Regions from separate parts of the Homo sapiens genome. Here region 2 is linked to region 1. The links are chromatin contacts, found by Hi-C or POLR2A ChIA-PET in ENCODE. All regions are on one chromosome and are shown on one strand. The core of a region is the stretch at or near the end of the contact, and the rest is flanking DNA. Distances in the headings are between cores, read along the strand shown.

Evidence for each region. Hi-C counts contacts between places; a loop is a spot of excess contacts on that map. ChIA-PET counts read pairs that join two places held with the same protein, here RNA polymerase II (POLR2A). Pooled maps may share reads with other maps.
Region 2: a map of CD8-positive, alpha-beta T cell shows a loop between it and region 1 (8-fold over the local background). The contact joins the enhancer-like site here to the promoter of ZNF407 in region 1. A Hi-C loop is called at or near these places in 5 of 168 maps with a recorded cell type or tissue (CD4-positive, alpha-beta memory T cell, CD8-positive, alpha-beta T cell and naive thymus-derived CD4-positive, alpha-beta T cell) and 11 of 50 pooled maps. POLR2A ChIA-PET finds 5 or more read pairs at or near these places in 8 of 52 experiments (CD4-positive, alpha-beta T cell, CD4-positive, alpha-beta memory T cell, CD8-positive, alpha-beta memory T cell and 5 more).

What each region holds. Positions count from the first base shown.
Region 1 is chr18:74,595,477-74,599,665 of GRCh38, reverse strand. ZNF407 (zinc finger protein 407) reads right to left here and starts at 1,796. Exons shown (of 9, transcript NM_017757.3): 1 at 1,729-1,796. ZNF407-AS1 (ZNF407 antisense RNA 1) reads left to right here and starts at 1,831. Exons shown (of 2, transcript NR_024484.1): 1 at 1,831-3,238. RefSeq lists enhancers at 801-1,020, 1,811-2,020 and a silencer at 1,411-1,710.
Region 2 is chr18:75,068,705-75,072,907 of GRCh38, reverse strand. No RefSeq gene overlaps it. Among named protein-coding and RNA genes, the nearest start is that of PTGR3, 140 kb to the left of the region's middle. RefSeq lists enhancers at 1-310, 1,591-1,740, 2,029-2,529, 1,390-2,589. Within about 2 kb of position 1,792, at least 28 of the 41 ENCODE cell types and tissues checked have a DNase peak (open chromatin) inside an H3K27ac peak, as active enhancers do; they include CD4-positive, alpha-beta T cell and CD8-positive, alpha-beta T cell, where a contact is called at or near this core.

The DNA of each region.
Region 1 (4,189 bases), core at 547-3,046:
TGAATACCCACTAGTCCTTGAGACCTATCTCAAATCACATATCCTGCAAGAAGCTTTCACCACTCCCCACCATCAATCAGCCGTAACTTCCACTGTGCTCCCACATCTCTATTTTAGTAAGCAGAAAAAGGTATTATATATATTTATTTATGTGTCTATTCAACCAGATCTCAAAATCCTCTAGGGAAGTATATTACTATTTCCAACACCTAGAAGGGTGTTTGGCATAAAGCAAGAACCAGTGTTTTTGAAGTGGAGCCACTTTGCTCTGCTTAAAAGGTACCAATGGAACTGTCCTATTGTTTGCAACTTTTCTGTAAATCTTAATTTATTCCGAAATAAAGTTTAAAAAAAAATGCACCAGTAGCAACTGTGTTGTGAGCAATTATCACACCTGCCTTACATGTCACGCAAGAAGAAAGCTTTACCTTGTACCAGTAGCAGTAATTTTGTATATAGCAAAGTGAGTCTCAGTTTGTAAAAAGGGAATAATTCCTACTACACAAGATTGCTGTACTAAATGAAGCACAGTGAGTATGCCAAATGACATATAAGCTCTTCTTAATAAGGTTCTGATGAGTATATGTTAGGGCCCCTGTCTACAGTGTTCTAAATGGACCAGCACTTCACCACAAAACAGATACATACTACGACTAGGATGTCACCAGGCATAGACTGCAAAGCTGTAACTCAAATCACTATTAAGACTGTAATTACTTATAAAAGTATTCTACATGTGTGTCCACGGATGTGGGATGTCCTATTCCAAAACTCCCCAATGAAATAAATGGCTACTCAAAACCCAGCGCAACCGACAGAGGTCAGCGGCCACTGCACCCCGCCTCCACCAGCTTAAACTCCAGAAGGAGGCCAAGCACCCAGGGCGTGCTAGCTGGCTGGAAAGAGGTGAGCATCTACTGAGAAACCCACTGCTGCCCGCAGCGGTGTCAGGCAGCCGCGGGTCTCCCCGCAGTGGCGCAAAGCGAGCTGAAGTCGGGAATGGCTAGGACCCTTCGCTGCCACCGCGGTGCTTTCGGCCACCGCACTTGTGTGCCCTCCGCCCGCCCACACCAGCGTCGCTTAACGGAAGAAGGCGCGAGTAGCAGCGGCGCAGCCAGGGCACCTGGGGGTGACACGAGAGTGGGCGGGCGGTCCAGGGAGCCCCTGCTGGAAACCAGACGCTAAAGCTTGCAGCTGTGCAGCTAGGGGAGCATCTGTTTTCCACTTGAGAGCAACCCGGGCACGCGAGAACGGCCCGATTTCGGTGCAGGGGTGCGTCCCGAAGGAACGGGGGACTGTTTCTGCGCGGACAGGCGAACCCGGCAGGGGAAACCGAGGCCACGCTAGGTCCGCAGCCCCGAGGTGTCCACAAGAGCTCCGCTCGCGCAAGGGCGCGGAGCGAGGCTGCCCGCGGGACCGGCCTGCGGAGCGAGCGGGTGAGAGGGCAGGGCGGCAGCTGGGGCCTGGGGGAGGAGGGCGGCGAGGCAGCGTGAGCGAACGAGCGAGGGTGTGTGTCCGGGCGTGAGTCTGGGCGGGTGTCGGGAAGGAAGGCGACAGGGAGGGGCGGAGGCGGGGGGAGGGGGGAGGAGAAAGAGCGAAGGGCCCAGACGGGGCTCTGGGCGCCCAGCCGCCCGGCTTCGAGCCCTCAAGCCACCGCCCCCAGGCCCCGCGCTGACGCTGGACGGTCCCCGCCTCCAAACCCCCCGCCCCGGCCAGAGAATAACTTACCTGTTTGGCGACGGAATCGCTCCTGCTCGCCCCTCTGACTGACTCCTCCGGCTCACCGTCTTCCCTTTGGGAGGAAGAGGCGGGACATCCTGTTTCTCCGTCGAAGGACTTCCGGTGGCTTCCAAGGCGACTCCGTAGTGGATGCAGCGCCGGACGCCACAGCCGAAAAACAGAATCTTGGAACTGGTTTAGTACAATCCAGGTCGAGTTCCTTGTTTTTTATCCGAGTGGCCGGCAGGCCCATGTGCTGTCTTGTTTTTAACACATCAGCTCTTGCCGGAAGCCGCTAAGAGATAAAATAGGAAGTCCCACCCTTCCCTTAGAGAAGGAAAACGGAGAGCCGAAGGAGTCAATCTAAATTCGATGAGCGCGTCGGGCTCCAAGGCAGGCGCTGTCAGCCCGGGAGGGCTGTCTGGGATTTCTAGAGGGTCCCAGAACGGGTTCTTCCCAGGCCGATCCCGCCTGCTTCCTGCCCCGTCTCTCCACCCGCCTCCCGCCCTCTGTAAGGGACCCCGAGGGCGGCGCCGGAAACACGGAGAAGGCCCAGAACGGCGCGGGACCCGAGAGGCCTACGTTGGCAAACGCAGCCCGCTGCCCCTTTGCTCGCTTCCCCCGGGCCTGGAGTGGCTCCTGTCGCTTCTGGCGCTCCGATTTCGAGAAATGACTTTCAGCTGTGCAAGGCGAGAATGCTACTTTAGATGATGAGAAAAAATCTCTCGAATGGCTCCCAAAATGAGGTCCTTGTTTAAGAGGCCACAGGAAGCCGCTAGCCGAACTCTGATACCAAAGAGGAGGCCAAGAAGCGGACTGTGGCTTGGTGACCTGTTTGGTATTGCCAAATTTTCAGCTTTTATTAAAGCTGAAACACCTTGGCTGTTTAAAACGTTCGACAAGGACTTTTTTATGAACGTTAACGGCACAGCATACGGGTTTTTTGGAAAAAAAAAAAGGCAGGACTTCAGCCCGTCCGCCCCCTTGTGCAGGTCCATTCATGAACCTCGAGTTAGAGGCCTTTCTTCTGAAACTCAGAATCTAGTAGGGAAGACCTGTGTAGACGAATAAAAATAAATACATCACAGCTTGTTAAGTGCTGTGACAAAGAGGCAGTGAAATCCTGCTTGAGGTCATCTGCCTTGCTAAAGAGGTTTGACTATGTTGTAGGCACAGGGTTAGGGTTAGACTCTGTAATGGGAAGTTATGTGATCAGATTTCTGTTTAGGAAGATCACTGGCCAGGCGGGGTGGCTTACGCCTGTAATCCCAATACTTTGGGAGGCCGAGTCGGTGGATTGCTTGAGGCTAGGATTTTGAGACCAGCCTGGGGAAACCGCGTCTCTACTAAAAATTTGAAATTAGCCAGGCATGGTGGTGCGAGCCTGTAATTCCAGCTACTTGGAGGCTGAGGCGGGAGAATAGCTTGAACCCAGTGGCGGAGGCTGCAGTGAGCCGAGATTGCGCCACTGCACTCCAGCCTGGGCGACAGAGCGAGATTCCGTCTCAAAAAAATCATTGTAAGTAATTGGATTTTTGTGTGTGTGTGATGTTCTGAAGATAGGCTTTCTAGGCCAAATCGTCACTCAAGGCCAATTCGAACACAATTCAGTTTAAATCAGAATACATTCGAGTGATAATTCCTTACCTTTTTAAATAGTTCATAGAAAACTTTTTGTAGACATTATCTGGTTTAATTCTGATTGTAATCCACATGAATTCTCTTATCCACAGTAAGGAACAGTAATTTAGAAGACTAATAAACTGTTCCAAGATCACACAGCTAGTAAAAGTGGAACTCAACCTAAAACTCCAGAGTCAAGCTTTTCCATCATGTAGACTCAGTTTAATAGTAATAGTTAATTAAAAATTCTAGAGAAAAATGTGGGAAACAATTTCCTCACAAGTGACCAGCTGCAAATGTTATTTGTATTCCATTAACCAACATTTATTGGGTGCCTGTTATATAAAAGATAAAACTGGGTTCTGCCTTCAAAGAGTTCACTTGAAATTTAAAATTTATGTGAAAATTTAGCACTTCCTACAGTGTTTTAATAGCTATTTCAACAGTGTTGGTGTTGTATGACAAGGTGATAAATTTCTTGACAATAACAATAGCACAATTCTGTATATGGATTGGGCATTCTGTGATCTTTGGGTGATTTATCTTGCTACCTTTCTTACCTTGGGGGTTTAGTTAACACTTATGTTCCTCCCCTGAGCAGTGAAGTAAAATCTAAGTTTATGTTTCAGTTCTATTTTGAGTATTTTGAGTTACTAAGACAGGACCTTAAGGAAGTCAGTTTGACCTCATTTCCAACTGAGAGAGTCCATAGATGTCATTCAAGACTAATTTTCTGATTCTAAGGAAAAAGGGAAGTCTTTTTTTTTCTTCCTCTCTTTATTTTTGAATGAATAATGCTTGACATGGACAACACAGACTTTTAGTGAAGACAGAGAGTCCTAGTGAT
Region 2 (4,203 bases), core at 543-3,042, 470 kb before region 1:
CCCAGATGAGGGCACATAGGCGGCAGGGACCTGGGGCGGGTCTCCCCGGACTCTGGTGCACAGGGGCTGTGTCATCCCGGGCACCGTAGGGCTCAGCAGTGGCCTGGCCTCCACCCACCACACATCTAGTTGTGGCAACCCAGACATGGCCACTTGTCCCCTGGGGCCAGGCCACCTGGCTGAGGACCCCCAGGGCAGAGGACTGGGCTGCTGGGAGCCTCTCCGTGCAGGGAGTGTGGGGGCCTCGGCCACATGCCTCTGCCTGCACGGCCCTGCCGTGAGCGTCTGCGGCTGCTTCTCTAAGCCTTCCTTCCCCTGTCCTCCCACGGCCACCCACGGGCTCTGGCGTCCTCTCTCCAGGTTCCTGAATGTGTTCAGTCAGGTTACAGTCCACGCTCGCTGCTCTGGGAGACGTTCTGCCCTCAATGTAACTAAGACTCGCTACGCACCTGTCAGAAGGCCACCTTATATGGATTTCAGCTTCTTTGGGGACACTTTGCCATCACTGCCACGTCCAGACCGTGTTGTCTTTCTGATACTCTCCTTCAACAATTCACGGACACTCGCTGAGACTTGTTCACATCATCAAAGGGCTTAGAGCTGGTGTTAATATTAGGGTCTATCTATTCTCAGCCTTCACTCTGTAGAGGACCCACTAGCCTCAGGATGCACAGGTGACTCCTCTGACATCACAGCAGTTCGAGGCCAGCTCTTATTCATAAAATCGAAGGCCTGGAATGAAGTCACGGTTCTCAGCTCAGGACCCAGTCAGCAGATCCGCTTCCCAGAACTGCAGAACACGCCCTGGTGGCCCCAGGGCCAGGCGGGCCCGGCGAGGACGCCCTTCTAGACTGTGTGTCTCTATCGAGCCCACCAGCCTCTGCTAGAGTCTTCCAGGCCTGGAGGGCGCCTTTTCTCCAAGAGCAGCCTGTCCATTTTAGGATTGCACCTCTGGGACCTCTTGAGTCCCTCTCACTGAGAAGGTGTGTGTTTTGCCCCACTCCAAATGCATTAGAGGCCAGGAGCATGCTGAGCCATCTTCTTTAGGCCTTAAGAAGTAACTGGAAATTCAGCACCGTCCACAGCCTGCTGGGCTCACCTCAGGGGTGCTGGGTGCCATTCTGTGGCATATTTGTTGTCCTTTCCAAGGGAGACCCCATACTTCTTCTTCCCCCAGGACTTGCTTTACACAGATTTATGGTATTCGTTACATCTGAGACACTCTCGCTGTGTCTCGATTGCAGAGGCACGGAGATGTGAGGGGCATGCCTTCTGCAGTCAGATGGACAGGGTGTTATTTTCCCCTCTGGTGCTCCTCTCTGGCTTGTGGCGCACCTGCTTCATCACAGGACGCACCAGGAGATGACCCGTCACGAGATGCTGCTGCATGCATAGCAGGCCCTGCAGCCCGGGGCCCACAGCACCCCTGCTAACCAGGCTCCCGTGCAGCATTTCCTGCCTATAGTCAAAGAGCTCTCTCTAGAGAAGAGGAAGTCCCCATTGTTCAAGACTACCCAAAACACCAGCCTTCTCTGCACGGCACGTCGAGGAAAGAATAACTGTGCAGTGAACAGCACTGGCCCAAGTCTGCAGGGCGAGGAAGAAGCCAGGACATAAGCAAAGACAAATCTTACTAGAAACAGAACGAACTTGCAGGCTTCCCTTCAGATGACGATGACTGCGAGTGAAGAGGAAATCCTCTCCCAGCATCTCTTCCTGCTGGTGGAAGCTGCAGGTCACCTGACCACACATGACAAGACAGTGTGACTCAGATCCAGCGTCTGCCGTGAAGTTTGGTCTCAGGGCCCTGCTCATCAAGAAATGTTTTTGAAAAAGGTGGAAGTAGGTAGAGGGACGTGCTCTGAACCAGCGTGACCAAAAGACAGTGTGTTCACGGTGCATTCATCTGATTCAATTCCTGCCAAAGGCTTTTGTTATTTGAGAACATTATGACTAAACCAACAGAGAGGAAGGTGAGTAAGCAAACAGGAAAAACTGATGACGAATTGACAATCCATGTATTTATCCACCCATTTAAAGTAACTTGCTGAGCGCCTACCTAGCTGCACAAGAAGCTCAGGGCCTGAAGATGAACACGCAGAGGCTGTGTGCAGGGGCATGAGCTTACAGCTGGAATTAGAGATAAAGGAAAAGGCACCTGAGCCCTGTGACATGCGGGGGGTCAGGGGAGGTGGGACATATGTGGCCTCGTAGCCAGAGCCCCGCCTGTTTCCCAGGACATTCTGAATACGGGTGAGAGACTGCGCGTTGGACAATCACTGTGAGTCCCGACCCTTACCAGAAAAGTCACTCGCAGCGTCGTTTCCAGGCATAGGTTAGGATCACCATCCTCTCCCACGGGCCGTATGTTGCAATCCTGATATGAAAACGTCTTCTATCTCCTTCAACTGCGGCAGGAGCACAGGTGAAAGAGGGGAGCCCAGACTGGGGGTAGACTGTATTCGTGGGTTATGGCCCTATTTACAGATCAGTCATGATAGCTCTGCAGATTTGCTGGGGCTCTGTGGCGCAGTGGAGGCGAGGACAGAGGTGGCCCTGCTCTGGGAGATCCCTTCCTAACTGGGGCTCCCTGACGGCTTCCTGCACAGGAGGGGCCCGACGCCGGCGGGACAAGCAGGGAGCCCAGATCAGCCTTGGAAAGCTCAGGCTCAAACCAGAGCTCAATGTGGAAATTAAAAAACAAACCTTGACTTTGTGTTGGTTTTTATTCTTCCACTTAAAAAGTTATTTGAAGCGTAACGTGAGATCCTGGAGAGGACTGAAATGGCATGTCCTAGGTTCATGTTTATCCTGGTTATAAATTGTCTTTTTATGAAGTTGAAAGCCATGTTGAAATTAGGTCATTTTAAAAGAATTTATTAAAAGGTATTGAAAATGCAGGGCCATGGAGGAAGTAAATGATTCTTTGCCTGGGAGATTTAGAACGGATTTATTTAATTCTGGTAATGGGCTTTGTGACCACGGCTGTCTTCTGTCTCCAGCTGGTGAGCTCTTTAGGGGGGCATCCTTCGAGTCCAGCCTAGAGAAAAGCAGAGTTGTGTCCTGACTGCAGGGTGTAGGCATTTGGGTGGAAGGTTCTTTCCCTCATGCTTACTTCTCAAACATGAGGTTCAAGACCCACCTCTGCCTTGTCGATTTTACAGATCCAGAGTCCAAGAAAGCCAAGAGTCATCGACGTGTCCCAGCCTGTAACGGGCTGGGCCTCTTTGTTTTCTCACCAGAGGGTTTCAGGGTCCAGACGTGGGGCCTGGATTCTAGAAGCCCACATGCTAAGCCTTCAGCAGATACCTCCTTCACCCAGTGAAGACCAGCACATCCAGCCTGGTATTTCAAAGCTGGCTTCATAATGCTGATTTCTCTAATTTCCATCTTCAGGATATTTCTTACAGTGTTTTTTTCATCTTGTTGGGTTTGCAATGGATGCCCTGTGGAGGTGCAGCTGAAGGCGGGGGGCGAGGGAAGCCAGACTGAATCCCGCCTGCTGCCCCAGGCCCACCACTCCCGCCTGCCTGGGTTTCCATGGTATTTACTTAATGGGTTACTTTCTCATAGTGATGAAAAGTCATCCCACAATGGGAATCCTGAGCTCCAGTTATGAAAATCGCCAAGGTGACCATGGAAAGGAGGCCAGCAGGCACGCTCTGCCTCTTGGGGAGAATGCCAGGCCCCGGGCCACTCTCATCCCAGAGGGAGCAGTGGCGACCACCCCGGACCTGGACACAGCCAGCCAGGGCCACGGCCTCAGGCCATAGCCACGACCACGCAGAGCTCACAGGCACCCCCCAGCCTGCAGACCTGGGGGCCATCCTCGGCCTGTTTCTCTGCCCTTTCTTTATCTCCAATTATAAAGCAGCGCCAGGTTTTCTTGTCAGCCTCTGCCATGTCTCCAAATGGCTTTTCGGTGTCAGGCCCATCAGGAAATTAACTCATCATGCCGTGACAGCTGCTAATTTTTTCCCCTTACATGTCAGATGGATCGCCTGCTGAAGCTAATAATGAATCACCCATCCCTGATTAGAAGGTGCTTCCGAAACGTATAACTGCCATCCGAGAGAACTTTTTTCTTCATGTAAAATGATATCACCCTAGAGGAGGAGAAAACGAATTGTATTCTTCAACAAGATGGAACAGGAGGAGGTTGCTTAAGTGAGCTGTGTGCTCTCTTAAATTATGGGCTAATAT